Regions from separate parts of the Homo sapiens genome. Here region 1 is linked to region 2. A link is a contact called in ENCODE Hi-C data. All regions are on one chromosome and are shown on one strand. The core of a region is the stretch at or near the end of the contact, and the rest is flanking DNA. Distances in the headings are between cores, read along the strand shown.

The links. A loop is a pair of places that touch in the nucleus more often than their neighbours do. Pooled maps may share reads with other maps.
Region 1: a pooled map shows a loop between it and region 2 (7-fold over the local background). The contact joins two enhancer-like sites. A Hi-C loop is called at or near these places in 2 of 37 single-sample maps with no recorded cell type and 3 of 50 pooled maps.

Annotation. Positions count from the first base shown.
Region 1 is chr6:157,459,660-157,463,959 of GRCh38, forward strand. The region is part of intron 1 of ZDHHC14 (zDHHC palmitoyltransferase 14); the gene reads left to right. Among named protein-coding and RNA genes, the nearest start is that of MIR3692, 67 kb to the right of the region's middle. RefSeq lists an enhancer at 1,993-2,052. Within about 2 kb of position 1,897, at least 9 of the 41 ENCODE cell types and tissues checked have a DNase peak (open chromatin) inside an H3K27ac peak, as active enhancers do.
Region 2 is chr6:154,247,797-154,252,437 of GRCh38, forward strand. The region is part of intron 3 of IPCEF1 (interaction protein for cytohesin exchange factors 1); the gene reads right to left. Among named protein-coding and RNA genes, the nearest start is that of IPCEF1, 110 kb to the right of the region's middle. Within about 2 kb of position 1,840, at least 5 of the 41 ENCODE cell types and tissues checked have a DNase peak (open chromatin) inside an H3K27ac peak, as active enhancers do.

The DNA.
Region 1 (4,300 bases), core at 647-3,146, 3.2 Mb after region 2:
TGGTGGGGTGGCCTGTGCGCCCCAAGTGGGGTGCAGGGGTAGATGGGGGGACAGCTAATGAGCAAGGTGTCCACTTCATTCCTCTGGGTTGATCAGTCAACATCAAACTGTGATGTCCTTTAAAAAGTCATCTGGCCAGGCATGGTGGCTCACACCTGTAATCCCAGCACTGTAGGATGCCAAGACAGGAGGATCACTTGAGGCCAGGAGTTTGAGACCAGCCTGGGCAACATAGCAAAAGCTCTGTCCCTGCTAAAAATTGAAAAATTAGGCCGGGCGTGGTGTCTCATGCCTGTAATCCCAGCACTTTGGGAGGCTGAGGTAGGAGGATCACTTGAGGTCAGGAGTTCGAGACCAACCTGGCCAACATAGTGAAACCCTGTCTCTACTAAAAATACAAAAAAAAAAAAAAAAAAATAGCCAGGTCTAGCTACTTGGGGGGCTGAGGCAGGAGAATCGCCTGAACCCGGGAGGCAGAAGTTGCAGTGAGCCGAGATTGCGCCACTGCACTCCAGCCTGGGCAACAGAGTGAGACTCCATCTTAAAACAAAAACAAAAACAAAAAACAAAACAAAACAAAATGTAAAAAATTAGCCAAGCATGGCGGTGTGCACCTGTACTCCCAGCTACTTGGGAGGCTGAGGTGGGAGGATTGCTTGAGCCCATGAAGTTGAGACTGCAGTGAGCTATGATCACACCACTGCACTCCAGCCTGGGCAACAGAGCCAGACTCACTCTCTCTCTGGAAAAAAAAAAAAAAAAAAAAAAAAAAAAAAGAGTCATTCCTATGTTGTGCATATCTTTCTGTGTCTGCTTCTCCAAAGAGTGCTGTTGATACCCACATAGGTATTCTTGAATTCCTATGACAAGGAGTTCTGAAGAAGCTCGCTGCCTGAGTAATAAAACAATAGACTCTCCATGTAGGAAAGGAATCATTTAGATGACCTCAAATCCAATTTCCCATATGCCATGCAGGAATTCTTCTGTAGGAAAGCTTCTCAGAAGTCTGGAATGTGTGTCATTTTAATCAAGAGTTGCAGTTCTTAGTTGTACCCTTAAGTTATATGGAGGCAGAAATAATGTGACTAACACTGGGCCCCGTGTGGAAACATCCCCCGTTTGCTTATGGCTGGGGATGGGTTAGAGACAGCAGGCGAGGAGGGTTTCCCTGAAGATGCAGGGGTGCAGGCCGATGTGGGCCTTCTTACACGGTCCTAGGCCCAGTTGTGTTTCTCCCTGCTAGCACGGGTTGGCAACAGGAGACACCCAGATCATCCCTTTATCTATTTTTTCCTGTATAGGACAATGCATAAAGCATGCATGTGCTCGAGAAGGCTTCCTTTTCCTGACTGGCAGCCACAGCAATTGGCATAGCAAGCAGCAAAGTAAGGCCTGGTTAAAATGCACATGCAATTCATAGCGGGGCCTCTGATGTCATTGCTGTGGACTTTTGTTTTTAGAACCTGAAAAACACACGTCCTCCAGGGGCCTGGGAAATTCCCAGGTGGCCACCACCGTAAACAGTATCTCATTGAGTTTGACTAAACTGTGGCAGGAGTTCACGCTTCTAACCACCACTGATACAAGGTGAGAAGGGGTCGGCATGGGGAAAGATGCCTTTGAAAGGCCATCTGTGGGCAAAGTCTCGTGCCCCTCTGTGAATGCATTTGATGTAAATTTTTGTTCCTCTTGGTTGAATAAATATTGTTACTAAAAATAGCTTTAAAAGGACATCAGGATACAGCTGGAGCAAGACAAAGGAAGCAGGGCAGATTGCTGTGGGTTTTGGAACTTTGCTTTCCTGAACGCATTGTACGTGTACAGTCCGTTACGGCCCAGCCCCATCACTCATGTCATTCCCAGAGGCAAAGGCATTTGGATTAGTGAAATGCAGCCTCCCTAGTCCTGCCCCTGAGTTCCTAGTTATCTCTGTAACAGCAGCTACACCTTGGGTTAGGGTCTTGAAGTTAGCAGCCTCCGCCCCACCCTGATAGACAGACATATTCTCCTTCTAGATAGGAAATAAAAAGCAGAGGATGCCTGTTGGAGAACAGAGCTGGGCAGCAGAGGGTGGGCAGGTGGCAATGTGGTGATACCCTCTCCACCCTGTGGGGGACGCCAGTTCCTGCACTTCCCATCCAGCCGCTGGGTGCACTGCCACAGTCACGGCTTGCAGAATGAAGGATTTATTAGTCATGGAAACTGGCCTCGGAGCACCGTGCCCCCACTAGAGGCACAGCGGTTCTGGGTCTTGAGATCCTCATACACTAAAGGTCTGCCACAAATTTAGGATCATCTTCATGCTTTGTAAAAAAATTTTTTAAACCCCTGTTGGGTCAGATCCTGGTCTATCATGCGACGGTGGCACCAGAGGGGGCTCTGCAGGGGGCATCAGACAACCTCATTTCCCTTAATACAACTCACTATAGATCTGTGAGTTCACATAGTTTCTGAGCTTATTTATAGTTTCAGCCTCTTCAGTGTCCTCTGTGTTGTCATGAATTTTCCACCATCGTGTAAAGTTAGCTCTTTTTCTTACTTACCCTGAATCTGCCTCCTTCAGTTCAAAGTGGTCTCCTTAGCTCTGGGGTTTCAGAGTTGACGGACATGCCTGTTCACCCTTTCTATTCTTTTCCAGTATATTTTCTAGTGAGATTCACTGTAGGTTTCCACAAGATGAACACTAACTGGAGCGATGAGTGCCTTGTGGATCCTTCAAGGATTTCAACAGCAAAGTTACCTCGAGCCATAAGCCTGCATTATGTTCTGACTTATAAGAAAAGCGATTTTTCTTTCTCTTTGTTGTCATGGGGCTGTCTTCCACCACATTAGGCAAAAAAAGTAGTGCAGTGCCTTGTTTTCAGAGCTTCTGCTGACAAATGAAGATTCCGAGGACTTTTGGGTTAGGCAAAGAAATGTGGTATTCTCTGGCTTCAGAGGATCTCTTTGAGAACCTCTTTGGAGGAGAATGCCTATCCCTGCTTTGCATTATAACTCTTAGAAACAAAAATTATTGTGTTTATAAATCTTCCCTTAGCTGTCTGCTCCTTAAATCGGCTCCTCACAAAGTGGGAAAAGAATCCAGGGTTCTCTGTTTGAAGTGCCCAGCCCAGTGCCCCCCAGCCCTGGAGGGCCTGGCGGGGGCCTCTTCCTGCCCTTCACTGCCTTTTTTCATGGCTGTCTCTGCAGACTCAGCTGAAGTTACCCATTAAGGGGGCTGGATGTTGTGTCGAACAGTACAGTGGTGGTTAATGCTGTTTAATTGTTTAACTGTGACCCTCACAGAATTACCAAGAATAAAATACTGCTGTTTCATTACCAATAAAATTTCCTAAAAGTGCATAAAGATAATTGTAGCTAGGAGTCAGTCTCTTTTCCAGAAAGATTCTTATGTCGGCTGAGTTCAAGTAGGTAGGTGCATGTTATATAGAAAGTTTATTACACGAGTTGTTGGCTATTCAGACATGCACGTGAGGCAGCTGGAAATGAGATCCTTCCATGGGAAATGCTTAGTTTGGAAAATGAAGACCTGAGAACATAAGAAAATAGAAATGTCACAGCCTGTTGTTTCTGTTGTCTCTTCGGTGTTTGGAACATGGCATAGAACAATTGAAATTGGTTTTTCAATAGAAACAATTGAATAGTCCAGATTCATTATTTTTTCCCCTCTTGCTATAAATGAAGATTTATGCAAAATAATCACATTCTCTTTTCCTGCCTATTCTAATGAGCTATTATTATTATTTTAAGACCTCCAGAGGTCTTAAAAGCACCCCAAAATGTGTAGCCCTGCCCCTATACATTTGTATATCCATAGCAGTGCTGTGCTCTCTATCACCCCCAACTCTTCACCAGAGGGGTTGACAGTGACTGAGCCTACAGGAAGAATCATCAGAAAGGAATGTAAGACAGCAGCTCCATCCAGTATTCCCACCTGAAGAAGGTCTTGCCAGGTTAAGATGGCTATTGTGGATAATATACTCTTAGATATAAAATAATTCTCAAGCTAAGCAGATGGTGCTGGCACTTCGTCCCAATGTCTCCCCGCTTTACCTTTCATTAGTCAGATCTGAAAATTAACACCAGCCGGCACAGTGGTTCACATCTGTAATCCCAGCACTTTGGGTGGCTGAGGCAGGCGGATGACCTGAGGTCAGGAGTTCGAGACCAGCCTGGCCAATGTGGTGAAACCCCATCTCTACAAAAAATACAAAAATTAGCCAGGCATTGTGGCTCATGCCTGCAGTCCCAGCTACTCAGGAGGCTGAGGCATGAGAATCACTTGAGTCCAGGAGGTGGA
Region 2 (4,641 bases), core at 590-3,089:
TTAAAAATCAAAAAATATTTCCCCTTTTGTGTTTTTGTGAGAGAAGGAAAAATATATCTGCTTCTTTTGCAATTTCTAAATAACAATGATTATTCAGATAAACCTGGAAGATAATTGTTACAATCTCAAAATATTAGAGTCACTTGACTATTCAGCTCATAGTCCTGCTACCACGTAGGGTTAGACCTAAACCACATGAATTAAATATCCCAGAAAATGAAATTCCACAACCTCTTTCAGTGAGAGTTCAGTAGCAATCAACCCTCCTTATCAGGAAATTCTTATTTACAGACAAATTAAAGTTTGTTATTCTGTCTTTAAATATCTCTGAATATTTCTCACGTTTTATGGAAGATAAATTAGTTACCACCTACTATTCTGTACTAGCTCTTCAAATCAGACATAAGACAACATATATGAAATATACATTTTTTCCACAATACATTTTAAACAAACATACAATCAGACTATCAGCAAAAATAAAAAATATTTTTAAGTGCTTTAAAATACGTGTGTGTGTGTGTGTGTGTGTGTGTGTGTGTAGAGAGAGAGAAAAAAAATTTTGCTTAAAGAAGTTCTATTTGTTTTTTCTTTACAAATATCTAAGCTGAACTGATTTAAATTTGAAAGACAACCTTTTCCGTTAACAGGTAGAGAACTCAGGGGAAAAAACGTGTGAAAATGAAAAGCAGTTCCAAAATTTGGTATGTAATCTTAGTACAGCATTTTATAATGTTTTCTAGAGGTTCCTGGCTTATAGTCTACATATCTAACTATTGATCTGATAGCTATTGTATATGGTTCTACTGTATGTTTGAAGAAGGGATATGACATAGTGAAAAGAGGAGAAGGTCTTTAAATCCAGAGGCCTGGAACCAATTCCTGGCTATTATAATTAGTAGCTGTGGTGCCCAAGAAAATAGCACTCTCTGAATCTGCTTCTTCATTTATAAAATGAAGATATTGATAATAATTCTAATCCTATAGGTCTTATAAAGATTTTACAAGATTTATTTGTGAAAATCCTCTGAGAACTAAACAACATCCCTTTATATGAGTATGTGTAATATAATATTATATCGTTGAGATAAACAAATACTTTATATCTAATAAACAGAAAAAAATCATAATTTTTATAAGTATGATTTATGTATCCTTCAGCAATTACAACGAAGCTAAAGTGTTTAAATTATATTTCCTGGGAAATATAGATCCCAAGAAATATTGCACTGACATTTCATCTGACCAATGTTAGAGTAAAATTTATCCCCCCCAAAATTAATCATCCATAAAGATGGCAGTAATTACCTTAAATTTTAAGCAAAGATAGACATGTTATAATCATGGCATGTTACTAAAATCCAGGCAAGTTATCATGAAAAGGACCTAGTCTCAGCCTCACTTCACAAATATCTCCCACACTGACCTGTCTTGTGTTCTAAAGTTCCTATCATTCCCTCAAATCATCTCCTGGGACCTTTTTTTGATATGCCAATTCTCTGAGATCAGTAAAACCCAACTAGTACCTATTGGCAAAATATTTTTGCCCAAATATGTATATTATTTGAGTGGCTAAATTTTAGCTGAGAGCCAGGACTAAAGACAAAGAAGAGAATTCGTGAATGTAGATGCTGGGTAAGATTTGGGAAATCTGGGGTCCAGGAGTCCCTAGCAAGCACTTGAGACAAACCAAGAACCAGGGGAATAGGGAGAAAAGGGCGTTGTTAACAGTCATTCCTAGAGTGCTCAGGCCTCCAATGAACAAGATGAAATTACATTAGTTCAAACAAGAAGAGCAGCCTTCAGATGAACAAATGAGAGGAAAGTCCCTGGAGGGCAGCGATGGGATCAGCCAAGGCAGAGAGGAAGTGATGCTCCTTCCATCGCTCCCAGCTGGGTACCAGTGAGTATCCTCCACCCATTCCTTGTGAGCACCCAGTGGGACTGGAGCCCTCCGGCTCCACCTTAGGGCTACTTCCAGGGAAAGCCCCAAAATGTGAGCTTTGTCTCAATTCTGCCCAAGACCAACCCTTGGTCTACACCACGTTCTTATGCCTAGGATGGGATGAGAACAATACCTCAAGCAGAACAGGCACCCAACTCAAAGAAAGGCTTTTTTTTTGTTTGTTTTTAAGTGGGGGAGGGAGCTTAGTTATTGAGTCATTGAGTCAACCCTGTTCTGACAATAATTCTCTTAAAGCAAATTATTAACTGTTAAAACTGTTTTCCCTGACCAGAAACAGACTGCATATTATAGAAATAACAAATTCAGGGAGTTTCAGTTTCACCTAACATACATGAATTTGAAACCTAAATTGGTTTATATGAGACAGTGAAAACAATCTTTGAGAACTTTATTGCATCTAAGATAGATTTTACTCCTCACAACAGGAAGTGGAACCCGTGAACTAGTCCGTTTCAAAATGATCTTGCATGTGGTTTTTCGCTAGGTAAGTAAAAAAAAAAAAAAAGCAAGCAACCAGTTGAGCATTTTATGAGATGGTTTTTCAATAGGGGAAATTATAACTTGCTATCATCATAAATATTCAGAGCCTAGTAAGATATTTTCTCATTCTATTTTCTTCCAGTTTGAATGTTATAGGTAAAACTAAAAAATTATTCTAAAAATCTGATTTTGCCCTAACTTACTTCTAAAGTTGAGGGGAAATTTTTCTTTGAAAATATGTATTTCTTTTTCATTGAAGAAGTGTATTTTTCTTTAACTTTTTAAAAGATGGTTCAAAAACTTCATTTGGCCACGAATCACTCAAAAACACATGGAAATATACAAAAGACCCAGTAGAAAATATACAAAGGAAACTCCTTTGATATTGAATGTTGGGGCTAACGCCCAGGTTACGGGTAACTGTTATATTGACTTATAATCCATATAGTAGTTGTTAAACCTTGCAGGCAAAATTTACCCCAAGATGTATTAAAATTCACAGTAAGATGCTCTGTCATTACATCAGACTTCATAGTGATCCTAATCTTTAGCAAAAACTATACAGTGATATGCTGGTAAAATGGGCTCTCTGGTTGCAGGAGCCCTAACTGGTGGCTTTTGTCAATTTCTGTGGTAGAAACCCTCACATCATTGACAGTTTCAAATTACCAATATTTTAACAACCAAGCCACAGAAATTCCTGACTATTTTAGAGCCATACCAGATCGGCACAGCACTGATAGAGCTGTTAGGGATGTTCTTCCAGAAACCCCTGACATCTCCACAAACGTTTTTTATCCTTCCCAGAAAAATAGACTCAACTTTTTAAAGGAGATTCTAAAGCATCCAATTAATAGACATTTACCTGTGAAAACATGAAAAGCTTGCTTAATTTTTTCAGAAGACTAACCACCTTAAATAATACTTAATACATTAATTGAAATAATCTGTCATAGTAGTGGATAATGAAGAAAGACAATAGACATTCTAACAATAATAACAGAAGCAGTAATAAAAACAATGACAGAGGTTGGATGTGATGACTCACGCCTATGTCAGTGATTTGGGAGGCCGGGGTGGGAGGATGTCTTGAGCCCAGGAGCTCAAAACTGGCCTGGACAACATAACAAGATCCCATCTCTTATTTTAAAAAACCACAATGACAGCTAAAACATATGAATAAAGCTTAATAATCATATCATGCTCGCATGTGCCAGGCGCTGCTCTGAGTCTTTTCAAGATTACTAGCATTGAACTCTCATAGCCACCTTTCTGGCTCAGGTGCTATTATTATATCCACTTTACAGAAGTGGAAATTAAAGCAAACGGAGCTTCAGAATTTTGCCCAAAGTCACCAAAGTAAATGGTAAAGTGAAAATAGGTATTTCAAGAATAAAACTCTGCATAGTAAACTGTTAGGATATTTGTTTGCATTGTTGCTGTTTTGTTAAGAAGTAGGGCAGGGAAGCAAGGACTAGAGATTGTGGCGAAGATGGATACCACGGCACTTTCCACCTAGAAGAGGAAAAGAAGAAATGAAAGGAGGACTGGGAAGAAGGGGAGGAAGGAAGGGAGAGGAGATAAGGAGCTGCAGGAAGGGTGCAAGAGAAGACGGAAGAAGGAGGAAGACAATGTAGAAAGTGGGGAAGAGCAAAGTTCCAGGGAAAATCGTGGAGTTTCTAGCTGAAACAATTGCAATAAATGACTTAGCACCATAGAGAACACAGTTAGAAATGTACATATTGTTTCAGCAGTAAAGATACTGAGTCTGATAAACATGTGAGACATCTAAGTGGAAATACTTGGTATACAGCAGTATATAAGGGATTAGATATTGGGAGGAAAATCTGGAATAAAGACATAAAATGTTGACTTGTCACTGTATAAAGAGTAGAAGTCTCATGTTTTGGTCAGATCACCCAGAGAATGTATAGAATGACAAACGCTCAACATCAGAATCCAAAGGAAAACCAACATGCCCCAGAAAAGCAATAGAAGCCCAGCAAGGGGACTGTGCCATTAACAGCCAAAGAAAAAGTAAAGAGAGGCAGGAGAGAAGGTTGTCGTGGAGCAGAGGGAGGAATACAAGAGAAAGGTAGGTCCAAACCTTCCAGTACTGTCAGTGTGAAAAAACAAAGGACGAGCTCCTCTTGGCCAGGCACGGTGGCTCTCACCTGTAATCCCAGCACTTTGGG